Regions from separate parts of the Homo sapiens genome. Here region 1 is linked to region 2. A link is an interaction called in ENCODE POLR2A ChIA-PET data of the cell type or tissue named here. Cell type or tissue: OCI-LY7. All regions are shown on one strand. Each heading gives the region's core, and the rest is flanking DNA. Links, peaks and the distances in the headings are about the cores only.

What was found. ChIA-PET counts read pairs that join two places held together with the same protein. Peaks named below come from ENCODE experiments on the same cell type or tissue, not always from the same donor. Only the 100,000 strongest peaks of a DNase experiment are listed, where the experiment ranks them.
Region 1: POLR2A ChIA-PET joins it to region 2 with 13 read pairs; 2 of 35 experiments call an interaction of 5 or more read pairs at or near these places.

The regions. Positions count from the first base shown.
Region 1 is chr19:57,597,947-57,602,339 of GRCh38, reverse strand. It overlaps ZNF530 (zinc finger protein 530), which reads right to left and starts at 2,455. Exons shown (of 4, transcript NM_001321981.2): 1 at 2,206-2,455; 2 at 1,561-1,612. RefSeq lists enhancers at 1,988-2,107, 2,198-2,407. In OCI-LY7, for the core only: no CTCF peak of the experiment used is centred there; a DNase peak (open chromatin) is centred at 2,499; H3K4me3 peaks cover 1,767 bases.
Region 2 is chr19:57,328,496-57,332,888 of GRCh38, reverse strand. ZNF543 (zinc finger protein 543) reads right to left here. Exons shown (of 4, transcript NM_213598.4): 4 at 2,119-4,393. The coding sequence ends at 3,624. Among named protein-coding and RNA genes, the nearest start is that of ZNF543, 10 kb to the right of the region's middle. In OCI-LY7, for the core only: no CTCF peak of the experiment used is centred there; no DNase peak of the experiment used is centred there.

The DNA of each region.
Region 1 (4,393 bases), core at 280-4,279, 270 kb before region 2:
TGGTAATTAGATTTAGATAAGGTCAAAAGAGTGGGGCCCTCATGATGGAATTAATGCTTTTGTAAGAATAGAAAGAAAGAGATTCCTTGCTTTCTTTACATACTCCCTCCCAGGAAAGGCCATGTGAGGAAAAAGCAAGAGGGCAGCCACTGCAAGTCAAGAAGCAGCCCATCACAAATAAGTGAATCTAGAGGCACCCTGATGTAGAATTTCCTAGCCTGCAGAACTGTGAGAAACAAATTTTTGTTGTTTAAGCCACCAATATAGGTTATTTCATTATCAACCCAAGGTAAGACACTGATATAGCCTGGATATTTGTCCCCTTCAAATCTCACCTGGAAATGTGATCCCCAATGTTGGAAGTGGGGCCTAGTGGGAGGTTATCTGGGTCATGGAGGTGGATCCCTCATGAATGGCATAGTATCCTTCCAACAGTAATAAGTTCACATGAGACCTGGTTGCTAAAAAGAGACTGGTGCCTCCCTCCTGCCTTGCTGGCTCCCTTTTTGCCTTCTGCAATGATTGGAAGCTTCCTGAGGCCCTCACCAGAAGTGGAGACTAGCGCTAAGCTTCCTGTACAGCCTGCAGAACTATAAGCTGTAATAAACCTTGTTTCTTTATAAACTACCCAGCCTTAGGTATTTCTTTATAGTAATGCAAATGGCCTAACAGACATAGGGCTCCATCCTAGTTCAATAATATCCTCCACTCTTTGTAGAAGTCTCTATCCTGCACCCTTCCTCAGAGTCCAAGACCTGTGTGTCCACCTAGCCACTTGATATAGCTACTTACTTATTCTCTAAAACATCTCATATTTTTAACATGGACAAAACACATTCCTGATGTCCTGAGTGAAAAACAATTCTACTATCTACTTGGCTCTCCCAGTAGATGGAGCTTCTATGCTTCCAGCTACTAAACTCAAAAAGCCTTGAGTCACCCCTTCTTATCTCTCAGTCCCAATACCAGAAAATCAGAGCCGACCTACAATCCAAAATTCAACCATTTCTGCCACACTGTGGCCACTACTCTGGCCCACATCATCTACACTCACCTGGACTATTGCAGTAGTCTCCTCTTTCCTCTTTGGTATTGCTACCAACTCCCTTAAACCCACAGTCTGTTGTCTGTGCTCAGCCACAGGAGCCTCATGAGGCCTGGGGAAGATCACCTCCCTCTTCTGCTCCAAATCTTCATTGCTGCCATCATCTCCAGAACAAAGACATCTGAGACAGCCATTTAGTTTCTAACTCCTGTACCTCTGCTCTCTGTTCCCATGAGAAGGAAATGAGACTTGAGGTTCTCTTAACCAGCTCAGCCTCACCTCCAAGCAGCTCCAAACACCTGTACTTATCTCTGGGACAAACTTCCACATTCATCCTATTATTTGCCAGCAACAGGCACCACCTCATATAATACTCACCCTGGACATATTTTTGTTCAGAGTCCCTAGGCTCAAGGCCTGGAAAAGCGGTAAGTAAAGAATCCCAGGTCACCACAGTCCCAATCCTAGAGATCCCATTGCTGGAATCAATGAGCTTCTGGATTTCCTCCACTTACCCTTGTAGGGTCTTCAAGTGCTTCTTACGGACCTGTAAGTACTAGTGGCAATCTGTGGGAGGAAACATGTTCTGAGAGGCAGGTGACCAAAGTGTGGCTCCATGGACTTCTGGTTCCAATGTGGAACACCAGAGCCAGGTGTCCAGGGATGACTGCTTTGTATCTGGGTGTCAGTCCTTGGTGCTGACTTTTACCAGCTTTGTGACCTCGTAAAAAGACTAGGTCCCTCCATGCCTGCTATCATCACTGCCCTTCCAGCGCGTTCCTCTGAACAGCTTTTGTGAAACTTTTAGAAGCGTGACTGGGGCCGTGCCCCTCTTCTGTCCTACGCGCTGTGGCCCTCAGTGTGCTGGTGAAACTCAGTGGGGCCAATGCAGCGCGGCGCTGCCCCACCCTCTGCTACCTGCACGCGTGAGGCCGGCCTGGGTCTCCCCAGCCTCCCGGCTCAGGCGCAGCTCCAAGCTGTTGCCCGCGCAGCCCCCTGACCGTGTCGCTCTCCCGCTCCCTGCCACACTACCAGAAACGAGATCCAGCACCAGCGCCTCACTGTGCCGGACAGTGCGGTCCGGGCTGCAGAAAACCCTTCACGCGTCCCTCAGTTTCGGGTGGGGAGGGCAGAGGAGGCCGGGAGGACGCAGCGCTCACCTGGGTCGGGGCCCTCAGTGCCGCCGCCATCGGACTCTGGGCGGAGCGGGCCGGGAGCGGTGGACGATCCGGGCGGAGACAAGAGCAAAGCTGTCACCACCGCCGGCGACCGTCAGGCCCCGGCTGTGCAGCTGAGAAAACGACTCTCCTCGCGCCTTCTCGCTGTCAGCACCTAGGTCCAGATCCGGCACCCGCGGATGGAACTGACACAAGCCAAAGTGCCCGCCACAGGGAGGACGCCGGAAGTTCCGCTCCGACAAGTTGGACAGAGCGGAAATGTCCCTCCCCTGAGCCTCATTGGCTCCACGCCAAGAACCTGGCTCACGGGCCTCTGGGTAATGTAGTTCTCACCGCTTCTTGGGCTGGCAGAGGTCGCCCTTCTCCTGGACCTCAGGGAGGAATGACCCCGTTGCTATGGAGAAAGGTGGAGGGGAAGGCTGAGAGGTGGTGTCTCCAGCCTCCTTGGACAAGGGAGGAGCTTCGCTGCTTTTTTAAGGTACCATACAGAGATTTTTGGAGGGTATTGTGTACAACTAGTCACCTAGGTAGTCAGAGTTATTCAGATACAAAATGCCTCTACCCTTGGCGAGAGCCTAGTAAACATTACCTTCTTTCTCCACACATTTATGTAAAGTAGAACGTTAGAGTCAGCTTTGTGAGTTTCATTATGCTCAGTAAGGAATAAGGGAAATAGAGTTTACATAGCGCCATGACAGGAATGATAAAACATCCGTTAGATCGCACCGAAGCTGGAGGACGAAAGAGGAATTTTGTCTCACAGAAAATGCCTCTCCTGCCTGTGTAATCGGTGAGTGTGTCTAGCCCTGTAAGGAACAGTGTTGTATTCATATAATATTTCTTCCTCCATATTCTTAGATATGCTTCTTTTAGGATTGTAGCAACTTTCTAAACAGAAGAGCCACTTAGCATATGCCATTTTAAAGTAGAACAGTGTCTGTAGTGTTCACAGTCAGAGCACTTGTGCAAAGGGGACATCAGAATACCAGAATAAAGGTTTGGGACACCTAGCTTTCATCTCTTTGATGGGAAATTTTGATCATTGATACTGTTACTGCAGGGACAGTGCTTGCATGGGGAGTTGAGATCATCTTAGAAAAACAGTTGTGAAATGAAAATTACTGAAACCTATTGTATTAGTCAGGATTCTCCAGAGAAACACAGAACCAATAGGATACATAGATGTACAAGAGGGGATTTATTATGGGACTTGGCTCATCCAGTTATGGAGGCTAAGAAGTCCCAGGATATACCTTTTGCAACCTGGTAAGACACGAAGGTGGGTGGTATCATTCAGTCTGCATCTGAAGGCCTGAAAACCAAGGGAGCCTATGGTGAAATTCCCAGTTGGAGGCTGAAGGCCTGAGAACTGGGTGAGGGTCATTCTTGTATGTTCCAGAGTCCAAAGGCCCAAGATCCAAGAACTTTAATGTTGGAAAACAGAAGGTGGATGATCCAGGGCAAGAAGAGAGTAACTTGCTCTTTCTCTGCCTTTTTGTTCTATCTTGGCTCTCAAAGCATTGGATGTTGGCCCCTAACACTGATGAGGCCAGATCTCCTTTACATTGTCTACAGACTCAACTGCTAATATCTTCCATAAACATTCTCACAGACATATCCTGTACTAAGGTTTTCCCAACTATTTGGGTAGCCCTTAATGCAGGCAAGTCGACACAAAACATTATACGTCACAACTATTAATAATCTTGTGGCTAGGCCAAGCGCGGTGGCTCATGCCTGTAATCCCAGCACTTTAGGAGGCCAAGGCAGGTGGCTCATGAGGTCAAGAGATCAAGACCAGCCTGGCCAACATGGTGAAGCCCTGTCTCTACTAAAAATACAAAAATTAGCTGGGTGTGGTGGCGTGCGCCTGTAGTCCCAGCTACTTGGGAGGCTGAGGCAGGAGAAGCGCTTGAACCCAGGAGGTGGAGGTTGCAGTGAGCCGAGATCACACCACTGCACTCCTGCCTGGTGACAGAGTGAGACTCCATCTCAGTAGAGAGAAAAAAAAAAAGAATATTGAACATAATTAATTGAACTGAACATAGACTTACTTTGCTTTTTTTAGTGCAGTCATATATAAGTCTATAAGTACATTTGGCTTGGCTCTGGAAATGTTTACCCTGAAGACACATAGAGCAGATAGCTCTTCAGTTGCTGAATTTAAGTC
Region 2 (4,393 bases), core at 303-4,302:
AGAGGCAGAGGTTGCAGTGAGCCAAGATCGCACCACTGTACTCCAGCTTAGGTGACAGAACAAGAGTGTCAAAAAAAAAAAAAAAAAGTAGAAGTAAGATGTTTGATGTTTGCTAATAACATTAATATTTATGAAGAAAATCCTAAGAAAGCTATTAAAAAATGTTGCTGGAACTACTGACTTCAGCAAAGTCACAGAATACATATAAAAATTCTAATTTATATATTTCTCTATAATTGCAAGTATCAAGTGCAAACTGAAATTTAAAACTCAATACAACATATAATGGCCCTCTAAGAAACTGTCTAGATTTTTAAAATATGTCCATAATCTATAAGCTGAAAATTACAAAACCCTTATGAAATAAATCAACGAGGACCTCAATAAACAGAGGGACGTACCATATTCATGAACTGCAAGACTCAACAAGATGTCAATTCCCACCAAAACGATCTTTAGATTTAAGGCAATTTATATCAAAATCCCAGCAACATATTTCATAGAGACAAACATGCAATAAAATGTATATACAAAGCCAAAGGAAACAATTGATATGAAAGCCAAATCAATTTTTATTTTTTATTTATTTTTTGAGACAGGGTCTCACTCTGTCACCCAGGCTGGAGTGTAGTGGCACCATCTCAGCTCACTGCAACTTCCACCTCCCGGGTTCAAACAATTCTTCTGCCTCAGCCTCCCGAGTAGCTGGGACTACAGGCGCCTGCAACCTTGCCTGGCTAGGTTTTGTATTTTTTAAATAGAGACGAGTTTTCATCATATTGGCCAGGCAGGTCTTGAACTCCTGACCTCATGTAATCTGCCCACCTTGGCCTCCGAAAGTGTTGGGATTACAGGCGTGAGCCACCATGCCTGGCCCCAAATCAATTTTTAAAAAGAATAAAGAGTGAGGAATAAGTTTACCCTATTTTAAAATTTAGTAGATAGCAATAGTAATCAAAATAGAGTGGTATTGGCATAGGTTTAGGCTCGAAGACCAATGGAATAACATAGAGAACCAAGAAATAGACCAACATGAATATACTTAAATAATTTTTTGCTAAGGTGTAAAAGCAATTCAATAGAGGCAGAATAGTCTTTTCAAGAAATGGAGCTTAAAAAAATTCATGGGCAACAACAAAAGAAACTAAAGTTCATACTGTAATACAAAAATTAACTTAACATGAATCAGATCCAATGTAGAAGATAAAATTTGTAGGAGGAAATACGATAGAAAACCTGGTGAGGAGTTCTTAGACATGACATAAAAAGGACAAGGAGGGCCAGGCGTAGTGGCCACGCCTGTAATCCCAACACTTTGGAAGGTTGAGCCAGGCAGATCACAAGGTTAAGAGATGAAGACCATCCTGGCCAACATGGTGAAACCCCATCTCTACTAAAAATACAAAAATTAGCTGGGTGTGGTGGCACAAACCTGTAGTCCCAGCTACTTGGGAGGCTGAGGCAGGAAAATCACTTGAACCCGGAAGGTGGAGGCGGCTGCAGTGAGCCGAGATCTCACCACTGCACTCCAGCCTGGGCAACAGAGCGAGACTCCATCTCAATTAAAAAAAAAAAAGGACCAAGAGATGTCTTCAAAATAATGACATGAATTAATGCAGTACAAAATGGCTTTGCCTACAATAGAAAACTATACAAGTGTTCACTAAAAGGCTGTGAGCGCTGGGCGCAGTGGCTCACACCTGTAATCCCAGCACTTTGGGAGGCCGAGGCAGGTGGATCACCTGTCAGGAGTTCGAGATCAGCCTGACCAACATGCAGAAACCCCATCTCTATTAAAAATACAAAATTAGCTGGGCGTGGTGGCGCATGCCTGTAATCCCAGCTACTTGGGAGGCTGAAGAAGAATCGCTTGAACTCGGGAGGCAGAGGTTGCAGTGAGCCAAGACTGTGCCACTGAACTCCAGCCTGAGCAACAAGAGCAAAACTCTGTCTCCAAAAAAAAAAAAAAAAAAAAGGCTCTGAGGAGGGAAGTCCCACTTGGACACCCCTCTCTTCTCAGAAGAGAGCTAGTCTCTTTTCTCTTTCTTTTGCCTATTAAACCTCTGCTCCTAAACCAAGTAAGTAAATAAGTAAATAAATAAAAAAGGCTTTGAGGAGTTCAAAGTGAATACATGATTATTTTTACTTCTGTACAATATATTTAATATGAGGTAAAACTATCACATGGCTCAAAATCTAGTCTTAAAAATATAAAAAAGGAATTACAAAACGCTCTAAATGTGTAGCATTTTAATCAAGCCTAAGTCCATGGTGACAACTGTGAAAGTCACACATCCCTACATATATGCATGCCGGCTTGCCTGTTAAAATTCCAGTTAAAGTGAATTTTCACACACTCTTTAAAAAGATTAAAAATGACATTCCTTCTATGTTTGTTCTTCTGAGTTTATCATGATCTTTCAAAGGAATTCAGCTACATACTGTATTTTTGGGGGGGCCTTAATTTGACCTTTAGAAAACTGAGGTGGACCTAACTCAAAGGAGAGGTAAAGAAGCTGAGAAACCACAATCATAGGAAAAAACTAAGATTCCCAGGATTACTGTGGGCATGAACAATTACACTATCATCCCTATCCCAGGAAAACTTAAAAAAAAAAAAAAAAAGTAAATCCACATCAAGAAAAAGTATGTGTATTGGGTAAAGACACATGGTGAAACATTTTTTTAAACAAGCATCTGAAGTGGACAATGTGTCCAAACATATGTACATCCTTATCTCCTTATAAAAGTGTTTCATAACTCAAGCCTCCATATTTTTTATAAAGATGTATGCTTCTGCACCTCGAGAGTGGAGAACGTTGCAGGACTAAGCAAGTTTTCACAAAATGTTTTCAAGCCCTCGTTTGTATAACTGTTCTGACACTGGGCAGCAGTGAATGCATACACAGAAAAATAAAGGGGATGAGATCTTTCGTTTCTGAAACATTTCCCTCTCCCACATAAAATAACAAAGGGACGACAAAATTGCCATAGGCTTGTCAGACAAGTCTAAAAGAAGCTGTGGTTTCTTTCTCTTCCCTATATTTCCTCTTCCTTTGTTTAAATATCCCTGAGATGGCCGGGCGCGGTGGCTCACGCCTGTAATCCCAGCACTTTGGGAGGCTGAGGCGGGCGGATCACGAGGTCAGGAGATCGAGACCATCCCGGCTAAAACGGTGAAACCCCGTCTCTACTAAAAATACAAAAAATTAGCCAGGCGTAGTGGCGGGTGCCTGTAGTCCCAGCTACTTGGGAGGCTGAGGCAGGAGAATGGCGTGAACCCGGGAGGCGGAGCTTGCAGTGAGCCGAGATCCCGCCACTGCACTCCAGCCTGGGCGACAGAGCGAGACTCCGTCTCAAAAAAAAAAAAAAAATATCCCTGAGATAATATTTCACTGTAAACTAAGAAGAAAGATGTGGCTGAAAGTTTTCCTAAGTGCATAGCAACCACTGGGTCTCTCTCATGGGTGAATTCTCAGGTGGAGAATAAGACTCCAGGCTGGTTCAATTTCTAACTTGATTGTTTAGACGACAAATGATCATCTATTACACGTTTTCTCAAAGAGAGGATGCTTATGAAGTTTCTCTTCAGTGTGAATGGCCAGATGGTAAGATGTTCCCTTTCACCACAGATTTTCTTCAGTGGTGATATTCAAAAACTCTTTCCCTAATAAAAGTTCCTGGATGTTGACTGAAGTCTGTGCAGTCATAAAAGGTCTTCCCACATCTGTTACAATGGTAGGGTTTCTCCCAGTATGAATCCTTTGATGATGTGTGAGGGATGAGCCGCGATTAAAAGCCTTTCCACACTCACTGCATTCATACGGCTTCTCTCCAGTGTGAATGATGGAGTGTCGAATAAGGTTTGCGCTCCGGCAAAAGGCTTTCCCACACTGGATGCATTCATAGGGTTTCTCTCCAGTGTGAATCTGTTGGTGCCTCGTGAGGTGTGAGCTGCGGTTGAAGGCCTTTCCACACTCCACGCACTCATAGGGTTTCTCTCCAGTGTGGATGCTGAAGTGGCGAATGAGGTCTGCCCTATCACTAAAGGCTTTTCCACATTCTTTGCATTCATAGGGTTTTTCTCCTGTGTGGGTCCTTTTATGCAAGACAAAAGTGGAGCAGTGGGTGAAGGCCTTTCCACATTCACTGCATTCATAAGGCTTCTCCCCAGTGTGAATCCGTTGATGCTGCTTGAGGTGTGACCTACGGTTGAACGCCTTCCCACACTCCATGCACTTATAGGGCTTCTCCCCAGTGTGGATAATGTAGTGTTGAATGAGGTCTGCACTCTCGCAAAAAGCTTTTCCACACTCGTTGCATTCAAAGGGTTTCACTCCAGTGTGAATCTGTTGGTGCCACGTGAGGTATGACCGGCGGTTGAAGGCCTTCC